Regions from separate parts of the Homo sapiens genome. Here region 1 is linked to region 2. Evidence: chromatin loops called from intact Hi-C (ENCODE). Cell type or tissue: CD4-positive, alpha-beta T cell. All regions are shown on one strand. Links, peaks and the distances in the headings refer to the core of each region. The heading gives the core; the rest is flanking DNA. Region 1 has its middle 24 kb from the start of FIRRE. Region 2 overlaps MBNL3 (muscleblind like splicing regulator 3).

Region 1 (5,395 bases), core at 163-5,162, 610 kb after region 2:
AGTGGCACGATCTCGGCTCACTGCAACCTCCACCTCCTGGGTTCAAGCAATTGTGCCTCAGCCTCCCGAGTAGCTGGGATTACAAACGCCCGCCACCACACCCAGCTCATTTTTTTGTATTTTTAGTAGAGGTGGTGTTTCACCATGTTGGTCAGGCTGGTATCGAACTCCTGACCTCAGGTGATCCGCCTGCCTCAGCCTCCCGAAGTGCTAGGACTATAGGCATGAGCCACTGTGCCTGGCTGTAGAAACTTTTTAAACCTAATTTCAGACCTACTAAAGAGTTGAAAGCACAGTACAAAAAATTTCCTCACTCCCTTCAACAAGTTTACCAAAAAGTTATTTTATTATATTTGCTTATCATTCTCTGTGTGTATTTATATATGTATTCATCTGCATATAGGTATAATAGTTTTCTGACCCACTGAAAGTAAGTTGCAAACACGGTAGTTTGTATTTCCTAAAAACATGATTATTCTCTTTCATAACCAAAGCACAATTACAAAAACCAAGAAATTAACATTAACATAGTACTATTAGCTTGTCTACAGACTTTATTCAAATCTTAATAGTTATCTCAATAATGTCTTCTATAGAAAAAGAAAATTCTGGCTCATGAGTCATATTCAATTGCCATGTCTCTTTAGTTTCTTTTAACCTGAAAAAAAATCATTCATTTTTCTTTATCTTTCGTGACCTTCACATTTATGAGGAGTGCATAACAGTTATTTTGCAGAATGTCCCTCAATTGGGGTTTGTCAGACATTTCCTCATGATTATTTTCAGGTTATGTGTTTTTGACGAGAATATCACAGAAATGACAAGTTCTTCACAATGCATTATATCAAGAGACAAAAAAAATGTCAATTTGTCCCTTTACCAGTGCTGTTAGCATTTGATGTGATCCTTTTGTTAAGATGGTGTCTGCCAGGTTTCCTCACTGTGAAGTTAAAGTTTTCCCCTTTGTAAATAATAAATATCTTGTGGTAGATACTTTGAGACTATGTAATTAATTGGTTACTCATCAAATGTTTATCCCCAGTTTTAGCATCTATTGTTAATTATTGCCTGAATCAATTATTGCCATGATGGCTGGAAATGGTGATTTTTTTATGTTCATTATTCTTTCTACATTCTTAGTTCATAGACCACTATAAGGAAGACTTTTTTCTCCTTTAAAATTTCTTCTTTATTTCAGTATAGTGCTTTCTTTTTTTCTATGAGTTATAATGTTACTGTCATAATTTATACTGATGTTCTAATTGTCCCTCGTTTGGTCATTGGTACACACTATAATCTGGTTTCTCTGTCCTTTTGACATGTATATACCATTCATTGGCCACTTTCTTATTTTCTGAACAACATGGTGTTCACAGTTCATCATGTACTTGTCTAGTCTCAGCTTTTTGATCAGCCATTTCTCCAAAGAATTGATTCCTCTTAGTGGAGAATACTTGATCTCAACTAAGAGCCGAGCACTAAACATGATTATTGCTACTGTGGTGTCACTGCTTCTAGGATCTCTGAGTAGACAGAATTAGAAAATATGTGCATGTATATACATGTATGCACATCAATATGTGTATATGTAAATGTATATATAAATGTATATGCATAATATATACATATACTTATCTCTTTCCATATCTATAATTGTGTCATTTTATCTGTGCATCTATCTGTTCATCTTAATCTATCACACCATGACTTCATACTAATACCTCTAACACCAATCTAACAAAACATGGTGCTAGTTAGTGTTCCCCCTTTAATATCTGATACACTTCGAAAATGGAAGAAAGGACAATGAATGCAGTCAGCCTCTAGAAGCTAGAAACAACAAGGAAATGGATTCTCTTCTAGAACCTTCAGAATGACTACCAAAACCTCAATTTTACCCATAAGATCCATTTCAGATTTCTGACCTCCAAAACTGTAAGATAATATATTTGCATTATTTTAAACCAACAAACAACTTGTGTTAGTAAGCTAGAGGTGATTTGTTACAACAACATAAGAAACTTACATAGGAGTATTATTTTAATTTTCTTCACCATCATAGCTTTTGGGGGTGGAGATTTCATCAGCAGAGTTTCTCTCTTTTTCTTTTTTTTCTTATAATAGCTTTATTTTTGCTTAATCATTTCATGAATTTGCAGTAGTTTATAACATTTGTAGTTCAAGGGCACCCTCTTCTGTTTGGTTGGCAGAGTAGAGTTTTATTTTTCAATGTTTTGCTTGGCATCTTTTTTTTTTTAACTTTTTGGTGGTAATAGGAGGGATTGTGTGTTCTGCATATTTGGGTTTTCTTTGTTTTGCAAAGTCCTATATTTTGCCCTTTTGCTTCCTTTCCTCTTCACTACCCAGTCTTCAAAGGGTACTTCTCCCATCTTTTTCACCTTCTTCTCTACCAGAAGTGACGACTTTTGGTCTTAGGGCACTTTTAAATTCTCTTCTTGTAGTAAAATGTTTGGTCTTCTAGGACATTTTCGGTACTTTCACACTTAGTATGACTTAGTCTTTGTGACAAATACTTTAGATTCATCTTGGGTGTGATGCTTCCCCACTTCTTTCTCCATGTAGTTTTTCCCAGATTGTCCTTGTTCTCTGTGAAGGAATGTGACAGGAGTGCTTGAGAGGTAGCTCACTGGGATTTGTTGAATTTTCTATTTACTGGTAACTTAAATAATAAATAACTTAAATTTACTCTATTTACTGGTAACTTAAATAAAGTTTGGGCATTGTCCATCTTCTAATTAAGTTGTGGATGTTGATTTTTGTCATTTTATCTGTCCTTTAAGCCCCTTCCTTGTCATAAGAACTCCAATCTACTAGCACTCTTATAGTAGATTTGCACTTAGGATAAATTTCTCTATCTAGTGGTGGTTTTAGATCAATTTTAGGCCTACTGCTGGCTCCTCTATTCTCTCTTCCAATCAGATTTCCCAGACTGTTTTCCATGAAGAAATGTGATAGGAGTCCTTACAAGAAAGTTCACGAGATTTGAAGCTTACTTTTCCAAGTACGGATTTCAAAGTTTGGATATTTTCTATGTTTTTAGTTATGCTATGGATGTGGATTTCTGTATATTCATTCGTTTTTCTTTTGTTATGTTTGAATTTTTAGAGGATATGTTGAGAGATTCAGATTTATGGCACTGTCGTTAACTGAGATACCCGTATAAAATTTAATTTTAGAGTAATTGCAACACTGATCCTACAACAACAAAAACAAATGCCAAAACAAACAAACTAACCCAAATCCTATAGACAAAACTCACTTATATTGACACAAAAAATTAAATGTTATTTTAAAAAACCGGTGGCAAAATAAAAGTATTTCATGATTAATCATATTATTCTAGGAATGCAAGGGTTTTTAATATTAGGAAAGCCTTTAAAATGATTTGTCATTTTAATAGAACCTCGTAAAAATTTATGATCCTTCTCATAAATGTAGAAGAAGAAAAAAAGCATTTGACATACCCAATGCCTATTTGTGTTAAGACACTCAATCATCAGAAATTGATAATAAAAACCCTTAACATAATTTTATCAATCATGTTCATATCTGAATGTTAAAGCCAGTACTAAAGTTAGAAAAAGCCTAAGATAATACATCAGGAATAATGGAGTTTACCCCAGGGATACAATATTTAGTATTTTCTCAGCTTTACTTACATATAATTGACAAATAACAAATTGTATATATTTGTTATTATACGATAATGAGAGAGAGAGAGAGAGAGACTTCTTTGTCACTCAGGCAGATGTGCAGTGGCGCAATCATGGCTCACTGCAGCCTGGACCACCCAGGTTCAGGTGTTCCTCCTGCCTCAGCCTCTGTAGATGGGACTACAGGCATGCACCACCACCACACCCGCCAATTTTTAAAAATTTTTTGTGGAGATGGGGTTCCACTAGGTTGCCCAGGCTGCTCTTGAACTCCTAGGCTCAAGCAATCCTCTTGCCTCAGCCTCCCAAAGTGCTGAGATTACAAGCATGAGCTCCTGCGCCTGGCCCAAACTGTGTATTTTTAAGGTATGAAGATTGACGTATTGATATTGAAATACATTGTGAAATGATCACAACAATCAAGCTAATTAATATGTCTGCCACCTCACATAGTCACCATTTTCTTTTCTATTTTATGGTGAGAACACTTCAGCTCTACCTTCTTAGGAAATATCAAGTATACAATACAGTGTTGTTAACTATAGTCACCATGCTGTACATCAGATCTCTAGAACTTATTCATCTTGTATAAATAAAATTTAATTTGGCATTTGAAAATGAATTATTGTAATTCACCACGTTAATAGACTTAATGAGAAAAACCATTTGTTCTCAATAGATGCAAAAAAAGCATTTGTCAAAATTTGGCAACAGTTCCCCCAACTCATGAGAAAACAAAAAAAACTCTCAGAAAACTCCCAAAAGGAAATATGAAAATCTTGTGCCTACCCTCCACGCAACACCAAAACCACCCTCTTTTTATAGTCCCTTTGAAATCATGTATTGCCGAACTTTTGTTTTAGGGCCTACACCCTTAGCAGACTCTGAGCCACTCGGGAGTTACCTCCCCTCCTTAATCCAGACACGGTATTTTATTCGTGAAGCAGTAAATGAGGCCATGCCTCTCCCTGTCGACACCTCCTTGTCCTCTCAACATAACTGTCTTGCAGGCACAGATGTGTTTATCTGCCAGCCCGACCCTCAATAAAAGCTACAACCGAAGTGGACAGGCCCGTACACTGTGATACTCAGCATGCCAACTGCAGTGAAAGCCCAAAGACTCCCGCACGGGGTCCATCACACCAGGGTCAAGCTCACCCCCAAGCCTACTCCTTCCTCCAAAACATTAACAGCGGGCAACACCCTCGGAGTCCCTGTGTATGAACTTAAACAGAGAAAAACAATCCTTAAAGGTAGGAGGAAGCCAAAGATGGCAAGAGGACAGATGGCCTCCACAACATATCATCGAATATTACGGACCTGCCACTTGAGCTGAGGATGGTTCATGGGGTTATCACATTCCCATATATATGCTAAGTAGAATAATTACACTACAGGTGGTTCTAGAGATAATCACTAACCAAACCGCCTCAGCCCTGGAAATGCTCGCGCAACAACAAAACCAAATGCTTGTGGCAATTTATCAAAACAGGCTAGCACTAGACTACTTATTAGCAGAAGAGGGTGGGGTCTGTGGTAAGTTTAATATCTCTAATTGCTGTCTTAACATAGACGATAACGGAAAAGCAGTTCTAGAAATCGCTTCAAATATAAGAAAAGTAGCCCATGTGCCAGTCCAAACCTGGAAAGAATGGGACCGGGCAAACCTTCTAGGAGGGTGGTTCTCTAATTTAAGAGGATTAAAACGCTGGTAAGGACAG
Region 2 (5,395 bases), core at 249-5,248:
AATGCTGTAATAAGAACTGTATGTGAACTTAGGGACTTTTGTAGTATATGATGGGCTTGCAATATTAATCAAAATTATTTGTCATAGAAATTATCACAGTGAGAAAATTATTTTGGGACCAGAGTCAGCATCATAAATAAGTATCTGCTCTCAGTGAAAATACTTCCAAACTCATAGAGTTTGTTTGTGAGGTAAAAGAACACATAATATTAATCTTCTTAGTCTCTTTTTTCAAAGAAATATGATTGAAGAATTATTAGATATCTCACTGATAACAGTCTAAGGGAGCCTGTTCAGGAAATGTCTAAAATGAACTGGTGTCACCATTGAATGTTTACATGTACACCTTTTACTTTTTTATAAATATGCATTTGTATTTGGAGGGAAAATTATTTTTCTGTCATCAATATCATATATGCTTCAAAATACTTGTGCATTATTTAAAAATAGAAATGTGGACTAAAAGAAGAACGAAGATGAAGAACACTAACTTTTTAAGGTTCGATTTACCAGTGTAACTTTTAAAAAATATCAATAATACTTTGCTTATCATATGAGGATTTTCAAGTGCTGTGTGAATGTGAATGCTCACAATACCCTGTGCTATAATACAGAGAAGATAATATTATACAGATATAAATGTTACTTGTGTGTGCCAACAACCACATGTATTGTTTCCAGAATCATAGCTTTTAAAGTTAAGTTTAGCTTTGTACCATTCATAGTGTAATGAGCAACAAATATTCCAATTTATTTAAAAGTATTACCACTACCATAACAAAATAAATACATAGTAGCTTACAGCTTACAAGATGTGCCCTAGAGTTTTCTATGTTCAAATATGCACACACACAGTAATTTACCAGAGGTAAGCTTTTTGATAGCCTGTATATTAGAATCCTATATATGCTAATATATTTTTGAAAACCTACTATGTGCTTAGCACCAAAAAGTCTGTTTTACTTCCCTTTTTAAAAAGTTTTTATTATTTATTTATTTACTTTGAGATGGAGTCCTGCTCTGTCACCCAAGCTGTAGTGCAATGGAGCAATCTCAGCTCACTGCAACCTCTGCCTCCCGGGTTCAAGCGATTCTCCTGCCTCAGCCTCCCAAGTAGCTGGGATAACACATGCATGCCACCACGCCCAGCTAATTTTTTATTTGTATTTTTAGTAGAGATGAGGGTTTAACCATGTTGGCCAGGCTGGTCTCGAACTCCTGATCTCAAGTGATCCGTGTGCCTTGGCCTCCCAAAGTGCAGGATTACAGGTGTGAGCCACCGCACCGGCCAGATGGTTTTTAAAACAAGCTCTTCTTACCTCTCCTTAGCATATAAAATGTATTTGGATAGTCAATACAATAAGACTTTTGTGTGGTTACATCTTTAGTTGATACAGCACCATTCCACTTACCACTAATGGTCTTGCTGATTTTTCTATTGGCCCGAATAAGCTCGTAAAGAAATGGCATATGGAATTAATGTTTTTTTGGTGTTTTAAGTTTCACTTCTGAGTTCCCACCTAGATGTGAAAACCAAGAGCCCCTTCATTCTTTACTGTTATTTTATCAACCTTTGCAATTGTGAGGAGAAGATATTCTTGATTTTAACTTAGCATCATATTTATTTACATTGTATGATCATATTATTTCTTTTCACTGAGGGCTACTGATACATTTTCTCAGGTGCATTGAAATATTAATTAAGTAGAACCCAACTGTCTGAAACCCACAGTCGACAGAAGTTTTATTTGTATTTGATTATTAGGAAAAATTTGAATTTACCAAGGATTCAGTGTTAAGAAAAGTATAACCACGTTCTTTAGTAATGAGAGAAAGTTTTAATTCCGTTTACGATATGCTGTTTACCAAGACAAAAACAAGGACTTGTATTTTGAAATGGTTTCTATCAAAAGTGGTTTTTAGTAACCATGATTAAAAAATTAATTCCGTATTTTCATTAAATGAATCTATTTCACATTTCTACTGATTTCCAACAATATTGTGCTTTATCTTTTCATAAAACAGAGGAAGAAAATCTATTTTTCTCATACATCCATTTTTTATGTTCATAATCTCATGCCACATTATTCTCCCCTAACCCCTTAAAAATTGCAGACAAATTTTTTAGGGACAGTGATGGCTTAACCTTTTTTAACTTTGGCACATATACAGATCATGTTTGTTTGATAGATTATAAATGAGAAATTTATTTATTTCTAAATCTTACACAGTGATAGGAATTGCTATGCAATTGATTGAGTTCTAATAATCTGTATATCTTAAATACCACAGAATGAGAAAAAGCAGTCATTGAAAAGGCGTGGTTTTAGTAATTTCTTAACATTTTATGGGATACTTTTTTTTAAAATTGTGTGCGAAACTCCTTATTTTTAACTAGCCACTATGCTTGCAATTCTGTTATCTGCCACTAGGTGGTGCGTGGTTATAAGTTGTAACCATCTGGGCTTGCCGTGTGTGGATAACAATGAGAATAGGTTTATAGTACACAACTGAATTCGATTTTTTAATGAAAATTAATGATTAAAATGGTCAATGTAAATATTCCTTTTGTTTGTTTGTTTTTTGAGACGGAGTTTCGCTCTGTCACCCAGGCTGGAGTGCAGTGGTGTGATCTCGGCTCACTGCAAGCTCTGCCCCGCCCGGGTTCAAGCGATTCTCCTGCCTCAGCCTCCGGAGTAGCTGGGACTACAGGCGTGAGCCACCATGCCCAACTAATTTTTGTATTTTTAGTAGAGACGGGGTTTCACCATGTTGGTCAGGCTGGTCTTGAACTCCTGACCTCAGGTGATCCACCCACCTCAGCCTCCCAAAGTGCTGAGATTACAGGCATGAGCCACGGCGCCCCGCCTCAATATAAATATTCAATCAGCTTCCAAGTATAGTCAGATTGGTATGCATTTTTAAATAAATGAGAGTGCGTAATTATGAGTACTTTTCTTTCACCAAACTTTAAATGTTTTAAATCACCTCATGTGCTTTCTTTAGTTTTTCTTTAAAGGAGAACTTGATTCTTTACGTTATTCAAAATTTTTTTGTTTATTAAAAAGCTCTGGGCCCTATGCTTATGGACAACTTCCCGTGGCTCTTTGCTTATAGCTTTCTCTTCTATTGCCCTAGTTAATTGTTTTGCTACTAGTTCTAAGTGCCCTAAATAACTAAAGTCTGGTTTAGTTGGGTTTCAGGTGAAGTGTTAAGCTCTAGCAATTTTATATAGGAAAGAACTGTGTCACGTATTGAATACAGTGTGTGAGTAGTTTTAGCTCCTTTTTGACCATTAGACATAAGATTCCACACCTATGTCCAAAAATAACAACACACACACACACACACATGCATGCACACACACACACATAGTGCAGGTGTACTCACCCCTCCACACACACTGGTTTCTAACAGTATAGTATACATATGTGGACATGTGGCTGTGTCTTTCTTTGGTCTCTGAAAATGTCCTGCAGTGGTCTCTCTTCCACCAACTAGCTTCCAGCTTGTCACTCATTCTAACTTATGCTTTCTTGTGGACTTTGATGCTTGGATTGGTATAAAAACTAATTTGCATCAAATAGTGAAATTACCTGTGAACTTCTCTAGCAGATTCCCAGCAGTTTTACAGTCTGCTTTGCAAAAGGAGGCCAATAGTCTATTTCTACTGAATTTTTGAAAACATTTATTTCAACTTCCCATTCAAAAAAATAGAATGGTTTTTAAGTAGAGACATAGTTGCTTTAGTTCTTTGACCACATGTATTATCATGCCATGAAAATTGGGAGTTTAACTGTAAAGAGAAACAGGAGAGAGAGGGAGGTAGAGGGAGAGAGAGATTGAGATTGGGAAAGAGATTGAGATTTAAACTTTCTCCAAAATGTAGAACAAAATATTCAACTCCAGTTATCAGAACTGAGCTCTTGTGTTGGCTCTGTCACCCTTTGTGACTGTGTCATTTATCCTCTATAGTCCTATTGTCTTCTCTGAAAAATGAGGGAGTTGGCCTGTAGATCATCACTGCCCACATTGTGAGTCTGTAACTCAGGCTTTCATATTAAAGCAAAAATGTGGGGGAATGCATAGTTTCAGGTCTGCTTGCATTCATGATTGAACTACTCAACTTCCTATAAAAAGCACAGATTCTTATGTATAATAGAAATATGTAGGTTCATTATTTTTATTTTTATTTCTTGCATTTTCTGAATCATCTGCTATCAATGTAGTGCTTTGCACTTGGGATATCTTGTTAGATATACCATATTCCCATTCATGCTAAAGGAAAATAGGAACCTTGCAATGATTATTTTTTTGTTTACATAGATACAGTCATTGTGATCTACAAGAAATACTGCCATTGGATAAGAGAGTGCATTCTAAGAGGGCAAAGCTTGTCATTTTATATTCTTTTTAAATAAAAAAGCAAGTGAAATTCAGAACTTAATCATATGCTGCCTCTGATACTTTTGGGGTGTGAGATTATCTCCCCAACTAGATTATAAGCTCATTGAGAGAAGAAACTATCTTGTATGCATTTTGTGTCACCCAAAAGCCAAATGCAGTGCTATGTACCTAGAATACAGGTTAGAAATGCACTTCCTCTCTGATACTATAATAATAAGTTATTGACTCATGGTATCTTAGCCTTGTGTGGTCGTTTGGGGGTTTCTAGCCCAACTTCCCAGCCAGTGTGACAGAAATCCAGTGAAGAGGAGTGTACCACCCAGAAAAGCATTTCAAAACACTTTCGGAAAGCTCAAGCTGTGAGAAGGCTCTTCACTGTGTTGAGCTAAAGTGTATCTCTCTGTACCTTTTACCTGTAGATCTTTCTGGAAAAACAGAAAGCAAATGAACCACTTGTCTTTATTTTTTTCTTGTTCATCCGTGTTCATCTCCAGAATTTATCATTTTGTAAGTATTTATATAAGGACCTTGATGGCTTCAGAGCAAATACATAACAAATCATTTTTTAAAAATTGAGTCATTGCAGCCATAAAAAGGAACAAAATAATGTCTTTTGAAGCAACTTGGATGGAGCTGGAGGCCATGATTCTAAGTGAAGTAACTCAAGAATGCAAAACCAAATACCGTATGTTCTTACTTGTAAGTGGGAGCTAAGCTATGAGGACGCAAAGACATACAGAGTGATATAATGGATTTTGGGGACTCATGGTGGGAGATTGAGAGGCGAGAGTGAGGGATAAAAGACTACATATTGGGCACATGGTACACTTCTCGGGTAATGGGTGCACCAAAATCTCAGAATTCACCACTATAGAATTCATCCATGTAACCAAAAACCACTTGTACCTCAAAGGTTGTTGAAATAAAAAGTAATAATAATTTAAAAAATTGAGCCACTATAAAGTAATGGAATAAGGTTTGTCAGATT

What was found. Hi-C counts contacts between places; a loop is a spot of excess contacts. Peaks named below come from ENCODE experiments on the same cell type or tissue, not always from the same donor. Only the 100,000 strongest peaks of a DNase experiment are listed, where the experiment ranks them.
Region 1: it touches region 2 in a loop (3-fold over the local background); 2 of 110 quality-filtered maps call a loop at or near these places.

What each region holds. Positions count from the first base shown.
Region 1 is chrX:131,851,564-131,856,958 of GRCh38, reverse strand. No RefSeq gene overlaps it. Among named protein-coding and RNA genes, the nearest start is that of FIRRE, 24 kb to the right of the region's middle. In CD4-positive, alpha-beta T cell, for the core only: CTCF peaks have their summits at 1,780, 1,984 and 2,185 (motif pointing left); a DNase peak (open chromatin) is centred at 2,188.
Region 2 is chrX:132,460,654-132,466,048 of GRCh38, reverse strand. The region is part of intron 1 of MBNL3 (muscleblind like splicing regulator 3); the gene reads left to right. Among named protein-coding and RNA genes, the nearest start is that of MBNL3, 26 kb to the left of the region's middle. In CD4-positive, alpha-beta T cell, for the core only: a CTCF peak has its summit at 2,419 (motif pointing right); no DNase peak of the experiment used is centred there.